2 separate regions of the Mus musculus genome follow, and region 1 is linked to region 2. Evidence: chromatin loops called from intact Hi-C (ENCODE). Cell type or tissue: gastrocnemius. All regions are shown on one strand. Links, peaks and the distances in the headings refer to the core of each region. The heading gives the core; the rest is flanking DNA. Region 1 overlaps Fam78b (family with sequence similarity 78, member B). Region 2 has its middle 69 kb from the start of Fmo9.

Region 1 (8,338 bases), core at 23-8,022, 280 kb after region 2:
GAGACAGAGCAAGAGTGAACCACCCTAGACTGAGGAACCCTGGGAGAATCCTCATCTGTAGTTGGATGCCCTACGGCCATCAGCGGCTTCTTTAAGGAGATGGAAGTCTAGGAAGTGTTCCAAGTTCCAGCTATGAATCCATCCTCACTGAACAGGTCTGGGACACTCGGCCTAAGAGCAGGGGAGAACAGGAAAGAGGGATCCTACCCTGATAGAAGTGTTCTCATCCTACCATACACTTTTACCTGAAACTGCATAGAACCAGATGCCTCAGGGGAAGTGGGATCATTTTGGAGGCTTACCTTGATTTCCTCTTGGGCTCTTATACACAGGGCTATAGAGTAGAATCCTGTAGGTATGCAATAGGTACAACTGAGGCAGAGTCTACCGCCCCAGATGCCTGACATCCTGCAATGCCCTGTATCTTGTACAGCTGCCTGTCTTTATTATTTTCCCATCTATGGTTAATGTCATGGCACAACAGTATGGATGTGGGCTAGTTTTAAATCATGTCTTCTGGTGCTTGAAGCTATTATTTATAAAATAGGTTGGACAAGAAAAAGGAAATAGGTCAAAAGGTGACATCTATGGAATTATTAGCCCTCTTCTTGTCTGGGTCAGACATGGATAATCAATCACCGCACACTATGCGAGTCCAATACATCTTGAGTCCTCGGTAAACACCTTCCAGGAGTCAGCAATCCTTGCTGAGCATCAGTTCTCACGTGAAGCAAAAATGCTTGCTATCCCTCAGCTAGCTGTTCGCATTCTTTTCCAGGCTAGCATTCTAGCCTTAGACAACTAGCTTCCTTCCTTTCCGGCCTCACACTTTCTCCAGGTCAGTCTAGAACACTCCTATCCAGTCCTTCAGAAGAAAAACAAAACAGCCTGACAGCGAGAAGACCTCAGGTCAGCCTCCTTTTCTGGCCATCATAAACTTAGTTTCCTTGCGTTGGATGGATGGATGTAGTTGGGGGAAGTACATAGTTATGGTGGATAAGTTATTTTCTAAACTGGAAAGTGCAGTTTTGGTCTTTCTCTTGGCAGACCTCATTATGTACTCAGTCTGTGCCGGGCATTGTGCTAACAAACGAGGACTTAAGATCCTCCCCAAACCTCTAGATCCAGATTATTCTAGGGATGGTAGGGACGAGCAGGTGCCTGGAGCATGGACCACTGGGCAGACCATGTTGTCACCATCTTCCTTTTGGCGGGCCCTCTTGCTCCTCTTCCTTTTCTTATCTGCTCTTTGCTTCTTTAGCATTTGCTTTGTTTTGTTGGTAAAGTGGTGCTGCTTAAAAGAGGAGAACAGAAGGGTCTGACTCTTAATGACTCTGGGTCTGAGAACTGGCAGGGGCAGTAGCAGCTGAGAGGACAGAGATGAGGCCTCTGAAGACAGCTGCCCTGCTCCCCTCATCAGAGCTCGGGCTCACAGAAGCCAGCACACAGCGAGAAGTCCTCTTCCCCAGCCCTCGCCCTGTCCCTGCAGGCTCCGGCTTTCCATTCCCAGGCTCTGTGAAGATTAACGTGTCATCTTTAAAGCACTTGGCACTCCTTGGGAAAAGCCATGCTGTGAATTCAGGCATCGCTAAAAGATTGAACTCTTATTAAGTCCCCGACGCCCTGCGTGCATCCGAATCCTTCCAGCCTTTGCTGTTACATCTCCAGTGTCCTGGGTTGGTTCCCAGCTGGTCCTATAGACAAGCAAATTACTGGCAGGCTCTGGTTAAGACACTGTACTTAGCACACCTAGAGAAGTGAGTGACAAGGCTCCTTTTAAAAGGCTGTTGGAAATGAGGCTTGCCACACTCCTGCATCCTCTCTACTCCGTCTTGAGAATGCAGCGGCCTCATGGGACTTCATAGGTCTTGGGGAACTAGATCTCTTAATATGCCCAAAACCAACCTCGGATAATAGGCTTTCTGTATACTGGTTCCAAAATACTTAGATGTTAACCTTTGTTCTCTCTCTCTCTCTCTCTCTCTCTCACACACACACACACACACACACACACACACACACACACACACACAAACCAGAATGTGTCTGTTTGGTGAGGAGAAGCTCATCTCGGCCTTGGCTTCCCTTCTCCCCTTGGCAAAGTGGTAGTATAGAGTTTCACACCCTGTTCCTGCAGCTGTGTTGGGTGAGGCAGGGAATCAGTACCAGACCCATGACGGAAAATGTTCCATCAGGAATCCACTCTGGCTTGGTTCCTCCTTCATCCCTTTTCTCGCCTGGCTGCAAAAGAAGACTTAAGAATGCCACCTGACTGCCCTGTCTTTCCCTCAATAAAGAGAACATCCTCACCCAATATGCCTCTTGCTATTGAGCAGAGCAGACCAACAACCGAGACTTAACTCCTCCGTGGGTGAAAGAAAACTTTATGAGGAGGGAGGCTTGAAATCCAGCGGCCTTTCCTCAGGATGGTAGCTCCTGGCATTCCATCTGCCCTCTTAAGATACTAGAGTCAGTCAGCTCTACCCAGCATAGACCAGAGTGGGGTTGTTCTGAGAGCATTAAACTCTGAAAACAAAAGAATTCATTTTCAGGAATCACTGCTGGTATATTTTAGCTGTAGTCTCTGGATCGCTGCCCGACCTAGTGTGACCTCGGTGCCACCCTAGTATCACTTTTGCGTTTTCTCTTTGAGAGATAAACCAGACCCATACAGGTGTCTAAAGCAAATTCCTACTGAAGTCGGTTCTAAGTGCAAACCAGCTGGGGGAGAGTTACAGTGTAAATGGACTGAACTTTTCCAGGGCACTTGTTGAAACCTCAAAATTGGCCTAATTAATGTGTTTGCATAGTATTATGCCTGTTTTCATTGTCGGCTTAATTAGCTTCTTTAAAAATAATTCCTCAGGTGAAGGATGTTAATGGCTTCACATCCTGCCCTGCTGCGCAAAGCCGGAGAGCTCCATAGTTTTAGGGCCGAATAGGAAGAAGTAGTACTTTACGCTGCGGGTAGTCAGCGTGTGAGAATCGTTACTCTAAGAAACAGTATGGGCTGGAGTTATAAATAGATCCCAGGAATGAACTTTCGGAGAAAGTCACAGATGACAGATGTAAACTGGGTTATTAAAGGAGACTCAGGACGTTCCCTACATTTTTAAAGTTAACATTGTAGACAAGCCACCTGTATTCTCCCAGGACAATCCTGATGCTACCCTCAGAGACAGTGGGAGGTAGTGACTGCTGTCTGACCTACTGAGCTGTTTCAAGATATTCATGCTCCGTTCTTTTTTAAGCCCGTTTAGTCGCTGTACTCTGCTCACTCTCACTGTCTTTGTCTCCCCTTCAGTGTGCTAATCTTTTAAGTGGGCACTTCTTCAGAACTCTGAAATGACTTCAGAATGTTAAGAATGGTTGGCCTAACCATAAGACAGGGAACTCAAGCTCAAATTCTGTCTCTGCCACTAACTAGTGGCCAGATTAATACCCGTTCCCCATCTGGGCTTCACTACTCATTACGCCCTTCCTACCACTTTATTATAAAAAGAGAGGTGTGAATTCAATGGATCCCACTGGTGACTAAAGTCTGACTCAGTCAGTGTTACATGCACTCATTCAGAGACCCCTGAGATGGAAAGATTGTCACCAACAGGGACAGCATATCGAAATGAAGTAGCATGGGAGAGTCAGAGCCTGCACCCCAGAGCTGTGAAGAGACGCATTCTAATTAAGTCAACCAAAGTCAGCAGTGGACTGCATTCTAACCCCTGAAAGTGAAATGCAATGTCCCATATTGTGTCTAAGTTCAGCTTTCTTTTTTTTTTTTTTCAAGATTGCTCTTGAAAAGTTGCTCGCCTTTTAATTAATCACTGGGATTCAATACACATTTGTGGATGACCTTAAGGTGAAACATTGTTGCAGTTTAGTTTGTATTGCAGCCACCTGCTGGTGGAGTATGCAAATTGCAGGTTCTTTTAAAGAATTACCTCTTTTTTTTTTTTTTAATTGACTGGGACTGACCAATGTCTTTAAGGTTCCTCTCAGAAACCTATACAGCAACATTCATCCTTCATGCTATGAGCCTTCCCAACCAGCTCTGGGGGAAAGCCCAAAGCAACACTTAACAAGGAAGTCTCTGACACTGCTGTGCAGCTGCAGATTGGGGCCACAGCTGGGCTAAGCCCAGCCCTTGTGCACACCCAAGAAGCGTAGCAAAGGAACAGGTCCAACCCCTAGTGGAAAGCTTGCTCTTCGGAAGAAAAAGAACCGCTCTACCACCCTCACTGAGTAAGCAGGGACCCTCAACGACACAACCTCTTTAATAAGCAACCCACTCCTTGCGTGTTTAACAGAGGCTCCAGTTCTCACAGATTTCAGTGACCTGAGACCGGCCACACAGCTTGCTCCCACACCCCAGGAAGCCTAACTAAGCCAGTGGCAACTTCACAAACTTTTACCTCTCAGCATCTTGGATGGTCATTACATACCAGGAAGCAACTCCTTCTTTGTGTTGAGCTGGTAGCATAACTGCACATTATTTCAAAATAATCCAGAGTGATACAGAACAGAGCTAACTTGATTGGTTCTCCTAATTGGGGGGAGGGGGTTGGAGTGGTTTTTTTTTTATAGTGCTTCCTTCACAGAAGACTGGAGGAAGGTGACTTTTGAACTTTGGGACTTCATCCAAACATGAGAATCTTTGCCTAATTAGGTAAAGGACAACAGGACAACAACGATTAGGTAGAGAGCAATCAGGGCGCTGGAGGAAATCTCCATTAAGAAGGATGCTACATGGAGAAGCCCTCGTTCTGATGACTGGCCCTCCCAGCACAAGTGAGCTGTGTGTACTCTCTAGTCTAAGTTCTCCACAAGCGCCTCACTTGCTCCCTAGCGATGCTGGAAGTAAAAAATGCAGAGGAAGTTAAATGACTTACCCAGTGTCCTTGTGTTAAATCACATCCCTGGATTTTGAGCTTAGGCAATGTTAGCCAAGCTCAGTGTAGCCTGATAGTAACAGTGTGAGTTTTCTGTGGATGGGAAGGTATGGTTAGATTGACCTCAGAGTAACAAATACAGAACAAAGTATCCTTAAGTTATTTATGTGAATGCTTGTTATACAGTAGCCATGACAGGGTATCACCAACCCCATCATATTCATTGTATGATAATTGTGCTTCCTGGTGATGGCTGACACCTGCTCCGTCTTTGTAGCCTGCTCTTGCTGTAGAGAAATTTTCTGACAAGTCGGGGACTTTCGTTTGTTGTTAGTTTTGTTTTGTTGTTTTGTTGAGACAGAGTCTCACTTACATCCCCGGCTGGCTTGGACCTTGCTATGTAGACCAGGCTCTTCCTAAAGTCACAGAGATCTGCTTGCCTCTGCTTCCAGAGGTCTGGGATCAAAGCCATGCAAAGCCATGCCCAACTTGTGACAATGTTTTTTAATTGGCTTGGGGGTGGGGTCTCTGCTTTGGTTTTACTCTCTTCCTGGTTTTCTGCCTCAGGTGAAAGCAGAAGTCCTTATCTGCGGAGCTCTTTCACTGCACTGAAAGTCCCTACCATTTGGGGGCACAGGATGTTCCAAGTTACATTGGGTACCCTGCTGGGGCTTGTTCCTGTGGTTTCAGCTCACACCCTGCAATTAGCACACAGCAGAACCTCCTTCTTGGTTTCATAAAACATAATAAGAGCTTGGAACTTTCCAATTAGAACATTTTTTAGTGTCCCTTAGAAGTCATCCAAATCACCCTGAACCCCAGCGATATTGTGCCATTTTAGACGATTCTCAGCAAACTCAAGTGCAGCATGAATCTAACTCCTGCCCACCAGAGCCTCTCGAGACACCTCCCGTAGATCCAAATGGCTGCCTTGCAGATCCTAAGACATGTTCGTGACCCTCCGTCTCTTCTTTCACATACCAGTCCTCACAACAAAGTCACTTGTGCTGGAGGCCCAATTCTCCATCCTTTGGAGGGATTTTCCTTTCTCTGGCCTCTCCTCCACATGGACCAGAACAGTTGCTTCAACCCTGGAGCAGCCTTACCTGGCCCACTACGGTGAGGCTTAGCTGTGTTCTAGGCCTCCAGTATGGCCATCATCACTGTCTTGTTCTAATGTAAAGGAGCTATAACACACATACTCAGAGGAGCTGGTAGGCCACGTTACTCTGCCTGCACCCTGCCACCAAGCTGAACAGTGACAGCATTCTTTATCAGGTGTGACACTTCTTGGTTCCTGCTGTGACATCTGGTTATGCAGGTGGACACATGACCTAGAAGGAAAACCACTACTCAGAGAATTAAAGCAGTAAGGATTAGACCTCGTTCTCACTCCTGTTAGCTGTTATCCTGAGAACGATGTGTAACTGTGCCTTGGCTTCTTTACATGGGCTGAAGCTAATGGCTACTTTACATTAATTCAGGTTTTCTTGCCAATGCCATTACTGACATTTTGACCTGTCAGCTGTCCTGTGTGAGCATTGTCAGATGCTCAGCAGCATCTCTGACTACTCCCAATAATGCAAGTAGCATCTCCCAGGTGTGACAGTGAAACTGTCTCCTGATTTTCCCAAGTGTTCCCCTGGTAGTAAGGCTGCCCCAGGTTGACTGTCCTGACTCATAGGTTTAGCAAGATACATCATTCATTCTCCATGTGAGGAAATCCAGCCTGGTGGTTTCCTCCACTCCTTCCTCCTCCTCGTCTTCCTTCTCTTCTTCCTCTTCCTACTCCTTTTTCTCCTCTTCTACCTCTTCCTCCATCATCTTAGTTTCCTCTTATTTGTCTGCACTGGTGTAAAAGCAAGAAGAAGAGACGGCACTTTTCATACCACATCCTTCCATGGTCCAGAAAGTAACTTGCTAAGCCTCTGCGTTATACAATTCGAGGAAGCTTCTCTCTTTTAATGTATTTAAGAGCTACTGTGTGTGAAGAGTCACAAAGTGATGGTGCCCTTTTCCCAGCTGATGCGTTCTTGTGGGAGGAATATTTAAGCACAGAAATGACTAGAATACAATGTGCGCAGACGTAAGACCAACCGTACCTTTACTCGGGTAGCAGAAAGGTGGAGAAAGATGATGTTTGAGATGGGCACTGAGGGTAAAGCAGGATTTTAGCAGGCAGAGCTAGGCAGTATAGCCTGAAGGTGGTTGAGGCAGAAGAGTAACATGGTCTGGGGTAGAGAGCACTAGAAGAGAAGGCAGTGGGGTAGCGGTGGGGTGGGGCAGACCTTGTGGTCAGTTTATGAATGCACCGGATGCCAGGTTTGCACAGTGTGCTTATGGGAGATGGTGTCTGAGCAGTGGACTGGCACGGTCAGAACTCTGTCTGCTGGGAAGGAGGAGCTGAACGAGTAAGGATGTGGGAGGCCAGTTATAACAACGCAGTGAGCACTGGACTAGCAGGGGCAGCAAAGACTAGCCAGGAGAGGGGAACAGCATCAGGGTTGGAGAAGGGTAAAGAATGGGGAGGCAGCAGGGGTAGGATTACAATCTGAGTCCCTGAGAAAGTGGTTTCCATTAATAGAACCGTAAGCGAAAAGAGTGAGGAGTCAGGAACTTTAAGCACTGGACAAGCGCCAGGGAAGAGCATTAGACTGGAAGTTTTCTGGACTTTTCCACACCCATGTCTGAAAGGTCGCCTGTACTTCCTGTGTGGGAGCTCAGGGGGTTTTCCTCCGAGATTTGTTGTTGCCTGGGAGACAGGCTTCTCAATTCTATTTATCTTTTGAAAGAGGAGATAGAGGCAGGACCCTCAAGAAGTACCATTCAGGGTTCCTTTTGTTGTTGCTGCTGTTATATTTCGTGGAGAACAGCTCACCTCGGTCTCCTGCTCACTCTGAGTACAAAGAACCAGAGTCCAGGTCTCCCTGAGTTGACAGCGGGACAGAGTTGTGGTGTGTGTATGCCATAGGCTGGCATTCCCTCATGTTCTAGCAGCACATCAGGATGCTCTGAGTCTGTAACCCCAGGAAAGCATCCCCAGCAGGGACCTCTAGGCACTCAGTTGCTACAGTTGGCCTTCCCACTCTGTTCACACAGCCAGAGAGCATGGCATGGACTGGACTGCAGAGAGAGTGAGCAGGATCCCATGCTGTGCTCTCTCAAAAGGCTCACATCCTTCCCAGGGACTCCTTGGTCACATTTCCATCCTGTCTTCTCCATAGGTGACTTGATTTTCATCCATTACTGTCCCCAGGATCACCTTGCCTCATCCCTCCCCCACTCTCTTTTTATTGTTTCATGCCAACACTCCACGCCATTACAATGGCTCCTTAAATACACAGAAGAAGAGGCATCCGAGTGAAAACTCCCAAACACCCACCCATCATCCACCCTATATCCATACTTACTCTCCAGTATTTATCTGCTAGCAACCCAAGGGATACTCT
Region 2 (8,338 bases), core at 173-8,172:
CCAGGTGACTGAGCTATGCTGGTCACCTGACACAATACCATTTTTAGCATCCTTTCTCCCAGTCAAATTGACTCTTTCTTCTTTTTTTCTCTAATGTGTTGAACCCATTTCTAATTTCCACCGTGCCTCAAGTTCACCCTTAAGTTTATACACATCGACACACACTCTGAGTGGTCCTTCAATATGGTATTCATTTTAATTAGCATGAAATGATGGCTTTGACCATTTCTCAAACATGTTTCATGCAGATAAATCATTGTAGCTTGCTCACGATTGCTCCCCACGAGTTACCTTTGCCCACCCTCCACTGGCCCCTACCTCCTTCCAACCAAGTCTGCCTTCTACTTTTGTGTAGTGTTTGTGTGTGTGCGTGAGTATATGTGGGCATGTGTCAGTGTGTGTGAGTGTGTGTGTCTGAGTGTGTCTGAGTGTGTGAGTGGGTGTGTGAGTGGGTGAAAGTCTGTGTGTGAGTGTGTGTGATTGTGTTTGGGTGTGTGAGAGTGTGTGGGGGGGTTGCGAGGGAATGCGTGAATGTGTGTATGTGCCTATGTGAATGTAAATCTAACTTCTTCATATGAGAAAAACACTTTTCTCTCATGTTCTGCTCCTTCACCCTTCCTGTCCCCCGATTCCCCACTACAATACCAACATGTGCAATGCCTGTGGAAGCCGGAGGTCAGCCTTGGATATATTGAATCACTCTTAATTTTTGAGGTGTGGTCTCTTGCTGCACCCTGGGTTCGCTGACTCAGAGAGACTGGCTGGCCAGTTTGCTCTAGGGATCTGCCTGTCTCTACCTCCTAGAACTACAGGTGGATTCCACTCCACTCTGCTTTTTATGTGGGTGCTGGGGATCAGAACTTGGGACTTCATGCTCTCATGACACCACTCTAATAACTGAGCCATCTCCTCAGCCCACGTTTTATTTACATTTACACGTAAGTGTAGATTCTGCATATGAGAGAACATATAACGCTTGAAATTTTTCCATGTAGATTTCATTTAGCTTTCATCTCAAATGTCTATTATGTTCTTAGTTTCTTTGTTTTTGCATATATTTTACACACACACACACACACACACACACACTTTTTAAAACCTGCTTTGCAATTAAATTTTTGTTGTTGAAAGGATGGGTCATCAAATGACCTGCTGTAGATAATAAATGCATATTTGCTAAACATCACTGGACCTGAATAATAGAAGAACATATTGAATATAACAACTATAAAATTATTATATCCATTTATCAAACACTTGTTACCTACTCTATTCCAGATATTATGCTAAGTTAGTGGAGAACAAAATGTAAAGTGCATTGTGAGCCACTAAGGAGCTGAGATTCTAAGGCTGTCTTTGTTGTGGTAAATAGGACCTGTTTACAATTTCTGTCCCGTGTGAGTATGTGTATACACACTCCATGCATCCCAGGGCAGAGACCGAGGACTGGAATCCCTCTCCATTGCTTTTCCTCCTTCCTCACGCTGAAGCCCTGTCGTGGCTAATCTTGGATGTCAATGAGACACATCTGGGAAGAGGGAATCTCAACTGAGGCATAGCTTATTCCAGATTGGCCTGCAGTCCTGTCTGTAGGACATTTTATACTGTTAATTGACATAGAAGGCTCTAGCCCACTATGAGTGGTACCATCCCACCACCTCACTCCAGGCAAACAGGCAGGGATTATATGATAAAGGCACGTGGACTTAAGCCTGGGAGCAAACTAGTAAACAGCCTTCCCCATGGTCTCTGCAAGTTCCTGTGCTGAGTTGCTGCCTTTTGTTGTTGTTGCTGCTGCTGCTGTTGTTTTTGTTGTTGTTTCATGGATAAGGCAGAAGCCAAGTTAACCCTTTTCTCCACAATGGTAATTTTGGTTAGTGCTTTGTTATAATAGAAAAGCAAACTAGAATGGAAATTGACAGCAGTGATTGAACTTGCTGTAATAGACCTGACCACATGGCTTTTATGTCTTAGTTTTAGTGGAGGAACGTGGAGGTTTGGGGAGGGATAGAGTAATAGAAGACCATTGAGTGTTCAGAGCCTGTTATACTGCTGTTGGAACTTAGAAAATACTAGGAAGAGCAATGGAGACAATGGAGAATTGGTTTGTGGCGCTTTCTGGGTGGGAGGAGCAAACACTATCAGGTCTATTTGTGTGGTAATATAATTGACTCAGGAATCTGTGAAAGTGAAGCTTTTACTTTAGTGAGAGAAAGTGGACTTATTGGCTCAATCTGGAACATTGGTCATGATTAATATGAGACCAGCACTGGATGGACAAAGGACAAAGTTAGACTTTTAATAAAGAAATAGAAAACATTCAAAACAGAAATCTTGAAAGAGAACACAGTAAATGAATTAAAAAACAATAGAAGTGTTTAAAAGCAGACTGTAGTAGGCAGAAGAAATAATTATTCAAGTTGAACACAAAGCATTTTCAATTATCCAATAAGAGCAGAATAAAAGGAAAACAATAATAAAGATGACTTGAGGTTCTTATGGAGTACTATTCAATGTATGTCATTAGAGTCTTAGCAGAGAAGAGGAAAGCGACCGAAGGCTTTATTCAGAGAACTGATGGCTGGAAAATCCTCATATGTAGATTAGGAACTGAAAACCAGATGCAGAAAACCCAAATGATCTCAAATAAGATGAACCCCTCAAATGCGCATGCTAACTGAAACTGAGCAAAGTTGGATTTGGTGGCATAAGGCAAAACAGGGGAATATCCAAGAGAAACAAAGAGGGCATTACGGAGAAAGAAAAGGGTCAACCCATAACAAAGATATAACAATTACATACATAATTATATTATACATATATAATTATATGTATAAATGATATATTTGTATATGTAAATATACCTTTATATGTATAATAATTATATATGTATGTATGTACACACACACACACACACACGCTGAAATATCAGAGAACCTAGACATCCAGAACAAACACAGATGTCAGAGAAAGAATAAATGGAGGTCACATGACAACAGCAGGCAATGTTCATTTCCTCTCTTGATTAATAGAAAGAGTAACTAGCCTGTAGTGAAATTTATAGAAATCTTCAAATGGTTTGTATTTTATCCATCCTACAACTTTACCGAAAATAAGTTTATCAACTTAAATATTCTTTTTATTTTGATGAAGCTTAAAAGACTATTATAAGACCTTGTGCCAGTAAATAGAGACAAACTCACTTCCTCTCGTGTGCTTTACAAACCCCCTATCTACTTTTCAGCCTACTTGCTTTTGCTAAGACTTGCAGAATGTTTGCTGGATGGAAGTGCGGAGAGCTGGGTTTCTTGTCTGGTCTCCAGCCACTGATGGGAAGACCCTCAGCTTCTCACCCTTGACCCTCAGCTTCTCACCCTGACCCTCAGCTTCTCACCCTTGACCCTCAGCTTCTCACCCTTGACCCTCAGCTTCTCACCCTGACCCTCAGCTTCTCACCCTGACCCTCAGCTTCTCACCCTGACCCTCAGCTTCTCACCCTTGACCCTCAGCTTCTCACCCTTGACCCTCAGCTTCTCACCCTTGACCCTCAGCTTCTCACCCTTGACCCTCAGCTTCTCACCCTGACCCTCAGCTTCTCACCCTTTACCCTCAGCTTCTCACCCTTGACCCTCGGCTTCTCACCCTTGACCCTCAGCTTCTCACCCTTGTGTTGTCAAGCATGAGCTGAGGGTATCTGTAGTCAATTGTGCTTTATTAATCCTCATAGACATTGTTTGCTGCAATTTCCTAATATTGCAAAAAAAGATGTTGAATTTTATCAAAAGCTTTCTTTCTGCACCCACTAAAATGATCAAGTAATGTATTTGAAAGTCCATCATTTTTTAATGTGCTGTAAATATGTTTATTGATTTAAGTATCTTTAGTCATTCTTGAATCCCAGAAATAGATTTGTTCATGATGTGTGATCTTTTTAATGTGTTGTGGGATTTAGTGTGCTATTTGTTGAGGATTTTTTTCGTTCACATTAATCAGAGAACTATCACATTCTTTTTCTTGGGCTGTCATTGTCTGGTTTTTGTATCACAGTAATTCTGGCTTTAATAAAAGTGAGCTTGAGAGTGTTCTCTTTTTCCCTGTGTTTCTGGACCAGTTGAAGAAAGATTGGCAGTGACTCTTCTCTAAGCGTTTGGTGGAAGTTGCCAGCAAAACCATCTGGTCCCAGGCTTTCCTTTGTTAGAAAATTTTTGACTACTGATTTAATCTCCATACTCATTACCAGTCTGTCCCGACTTTCCATTTCTTCATGATTAATTCTTCTGAGGTTGTGCATTCTAGGAGTTGACTGAGTTCTTCTAGATTAACCAGTGTGTTCACGCTCAGCTCTTACCATTGTATGCCGGATATCTTGCCTCTCTCTCCCCCTTTTTTTAGCTAGTCTAGCTAAGGGTTTAATAGTTCTCTTCAGTGTTTATTTAAATCTTATTTTATTGGCTTTTTTGTATTATTTTTTAATTCTGTATTTTGTTTATTTCTACTCTAAATCTCTGATAACACACTCATTATAATAACATCCAGTTTAGATTTTTCTTAATTTTCGAATCCTTTGAGGTGTAAAGTTATTTTTTTTTATTTGACACACTTCCTTTTGAATGTAGGTTTTTGTCACTATAAAATTGTGTTACAGATTGAGTATACCTTATGCTTGGAACCAGAAGTGTTTAGGGTTTTCAAATAATTCAGAGTTTGGAATATATAATGAGATATCCTGGGAATGGGACCCAAGTCTAAACACAGAATTCACTTCTGTGTTATGTACACATAAGCTGTGACTAATTTCATACAGTACTTTTAGTGTTGCTGTGTTTCACTGTGACCTGTCACGTGGAGTCAGGTGCGGAGTTTTTCACGTGTGACATCAGGCTGGTATTCAGGGTTTTGAGGGCTTTGGCTTTGGGTTTTCAGATTAAGGATGCTCAAATTGTATGGCCTTTCCTGCCCCACAGTGGCTTCCCTGTTGTGCTGTCATTTGCGTTTGTAACATGGAACTCCTGACTTCCACTTTGGTTTCTTCTTTGACATGTTCCTTATTTGAATGTGTGCAGTGGGTTTCTGGGTGGTTTAACTTCTTCTAATTTGTGATGTCTAGGTTTCTCTCAGATACTGAATTATAGCTTGATTTCCTCGTGGTAAAGACTCCTTGTAGAATTTCAGTCTATTTAATTTTGTTAAGGCCTGTCTTAGAGAATGCTTACCCACATGCTAACAGAAACTATGTGATAAAGAAATCAAGAAAATAACTCTTCTAACAATATTATCAAAAATAAAATAAAGTACGTGGAAGCAGATATAGCCAGTGAGATGAAAGTGTTCTACCATGAAAATGATAGAATATTGGTGAAGGAAACTGGCGGTGACCCAGGTGACCAGAAAGATGTCCAGCAGGGCTGCTACTATTCCCATGTCTCTACTAGTCAGAGATTTACACATTTAATGACATTCCTATCATGATGTCATCTTTCTGATAAATTTTTAAAAAATCCTTCAATTCATATTAAACAAGAGAACTTTCAAATATATACAAAGCATTCTTGATTTAAGCAAATAAACAAACAGCCGAAAAGTCCATTAGTGATGAATAGTGCTCTGACCCCCCTAACAGGCTCATGGACTAGAGGCTTGGTTGCTTGGAGGAAATCATTGGGTTAAAATATGTTTTAACCTTACCAGGAGATTAGTCTGTGGATAGAATCCTAAATTGGTGGCATTGTTGGGGGAGAGGGCCTAATTAGAAGATACAGGTCCTAGAAATGAGACCCTCTGATCAGAAACTTCTGAAGCCCTGAGGTAAAAAAAAATATATATATATATATATATGTATATATATATATATATATATATACATATATAATTATACATTCTCAGAGGTCATACACTAAGTAAAACAGTTTTTAAAATTATATATATATGTGTGTGTGTATATATATATATGTGTATATATATATATATATATATATATATATATATGTGCACATACATACATCTCAGCATACTATTTCATTGTGCCCTGGAGAGATGGCTCGGCAGGTAAGAGCATTGACTGCTCTTCCAAAGGTCCTGAGTTCAAATCCCAACAACCACATGGTGGCTCACAACCACCCATAATGAGATCTGACTCCCTCTTCTGGTGCGTCTAAAGTCAGCTACAGTGTACTTATGTATAATAATAAATAAATCTTTGGGCCGGAAGTAGAAGGGACTGAGCAAACAGAATTGACTGCTGGAGAGAGTGGGGTTGACTGGAGTGAGCAGAGGTCCTAAAATTCAATTTCCAACAACCACATGAAGACTCACAACCATCTGCACAGCTACAGAGTACTCACATATATAAATAAATAAATCTTTTAAAAAAAAGACCTAGAAAATTCTGCTTTTGTGACAGGTGAATCCACTACTCTGAAATAAATAATGCTCAGAGCTACAAATACTACATGGTGTCCCTTGGGTGTGGGATCTAAAAACATCTATCGCAGCTGAAGGCAGGGGCTAGAAAGGAAGTGTTTATCCAAGGCACAAAGCTTTGCATTCTGATCATCTCAGGCCCAGCACAATGATGACAGTTAATAATAAACAGTGGGATCTTAAATATTCTGACCACAAAATGACAAATAGTTAGGATCAGAACAGTAGTAAGCCCTTGATAAACAATTGCAGAAGGTTAGCTAGTGTTTCTTTTATCCTTAGGTATGTTAACAAAAGCCCCCAAATTAATGACATAGGGCAATACCCACCCAGTTATGCTTATGGTTCTGTGAGTCTATAAACTAGATGGTGAAAGATGGGAAGCGATACCTGGGAAAGCCAGAGTTTAGTGTTGTCTCTAGAGTTCTGGGCTGGGAGCATCTAAAGGTTTCTTTACTCCCGGGTCTGGTGACTAGTACTGGTTCCTGGCTAGAAGCTATGCAGGAGCTGTTGGCCAAATACCTCTACAGCGCCTCTCCATATGGCTGCTTGGCTTTCTCTCAGCATAATGGCTGGCTTCCACTGCATAGGAATTGGAAACAAGTTTCTTTTTCTTCCCCTATTTTAGAATGTACCCATCACTTGATGCATTAGTTTTTATTTCATTTTTATAATTTCACATCTGAGTACTTCTTTTTCCTATTTGTATTCCTTTAATTTCCTCCCCTTACCCTATTGCTTTAGTTAGTGCTTTGAGCACCGTGATGAAAGGAATGGGTGGGGATGGTGGATGAGGCTGTCTCAGTCCTGATTTTGATGAGATCGCTTCCAATTTTTTTCTCCATTTAGGGTGGTGTTGCCCGAGGGTTTGCCATAGAAAGCTTCTGTTATGTTGAAGCATGCTCCTTCCAGTACTACACTCTTTAGGGCTTTTATTTTGAAGGCATGTTGAATTTTGTCAAAAGTCTTTTCTGCATCTATTGAGATGACTGTGTTTAAAAATCAGATTCTAATCAAGGATCATAGCACACAAGTTAAAAAACTACAGATATATGGATATCAGAACAAACCTCATATTCACAATCATGGACAAAGAAGGAAGAGGATTGGCCATGCATTCTCTCAGAAGAGGAAAGAAACTTTACTCCTAGCCCAGGAGAGAGTCATTACTCCCAGCACCTACTACTTGGTATTGAAGCACCTATCTGGATGCTGGGACGAAGAAGGAGACATGTAGTAGATGCTATTTTGAAAAATATACTAGAAAGAAACACTTTTGCCACTATAATTCTACTTTGGTGTCTTATTCATATTTTCTATAGGTTTGTTATTTCCATTATTAGTCTAAAATTAGATTTGAAATTCTCCATTTGCCTTTTAATCCATAGGCTAAACCATGTGGAGTTCTGTGAATTATATTATGCAGTCTTGCTACGTGGTTCTAAAATGTAATCTCTTCTTGGCCTCAGAATGGCATCATTTATTACAAAAGACCATAAGTTAAGTTTTAAAATGTTGGCATAGTAGTTACAAATTCACTTTATGACATTATTATTATGGTTGCTGTGTTTATGTTCATTTCATACGTGGGCAGGTGTGTATGCCTGAGTGTATGTATGCAGAGGCCAGGGAAGTATTTGAGTTTCTTTTGTTGCTCTCTGCCTTATTCCCTTGAGATGGGTTCTCTAACTAAACCAGAAACTCATTATCTTGGCTAAGCTGGCTGGTCATTAAGCTCCTCGAATCCAACTCTCTCCATTCCCCCAGTGCTGGATTTACAGGCTTGCATAGTCATGCTGGGCATTGTTAATGCTGGTGCTTGGCATTCAAACTCAGGTCTTCATATTTACATAATAAACATTCTATCTACTGAGTGATCTTCCCCTCCTTTTTTAATAGATTCATTTTAAAGCATTAT

What was found. A loop is a pair of places that touch in the nucleus more often than their neighbours do. Peaks named below come from ENCODE experiments on the same cell type or tissue, not always from the same donor. Only the 100,000 strongest peaks of a DNase experiment are listed, where the experiment ranks them.
Region 1: it touches region 2 in a loop (2.4-fold over the local background); 4 of 42 quality-filtered maps call a loop at or near these places.

What each region holds. Positions count from the first base shown.
Region 1 is chr1:167,030,740-167,039,077 of GRCm38, forward strand. The region is part of intron 1 of Fam78b (family with sequence similarity 78, member B); the gene reads left to right. Among named protein-coding and RNA genes, the nearest start is that of Fam78b, 33 kb to the left of the region's middle. In gastrocnemius, for the core only: a CTCF peak has its summit at 3,897 (motif pointing left); a DNase peak (open chromatin) is centred at 1,541; H3K27ac peaks cover 259 bases.
Region 2 is chr1:166,746,251-166,754,588 of GRCm38, forward strand. No RefSeq gene overlaps it. Among named protein-coding and RNA genes, the nearest start is that of Fmo9, 69 kb to the left of the region's middle. In gastrocnemius, for the core only: no CTCF peak of the experiment used is centred there; DNase peaks (open chromatin) are centred at 4,168, 4,935, 5,376 and 6,953.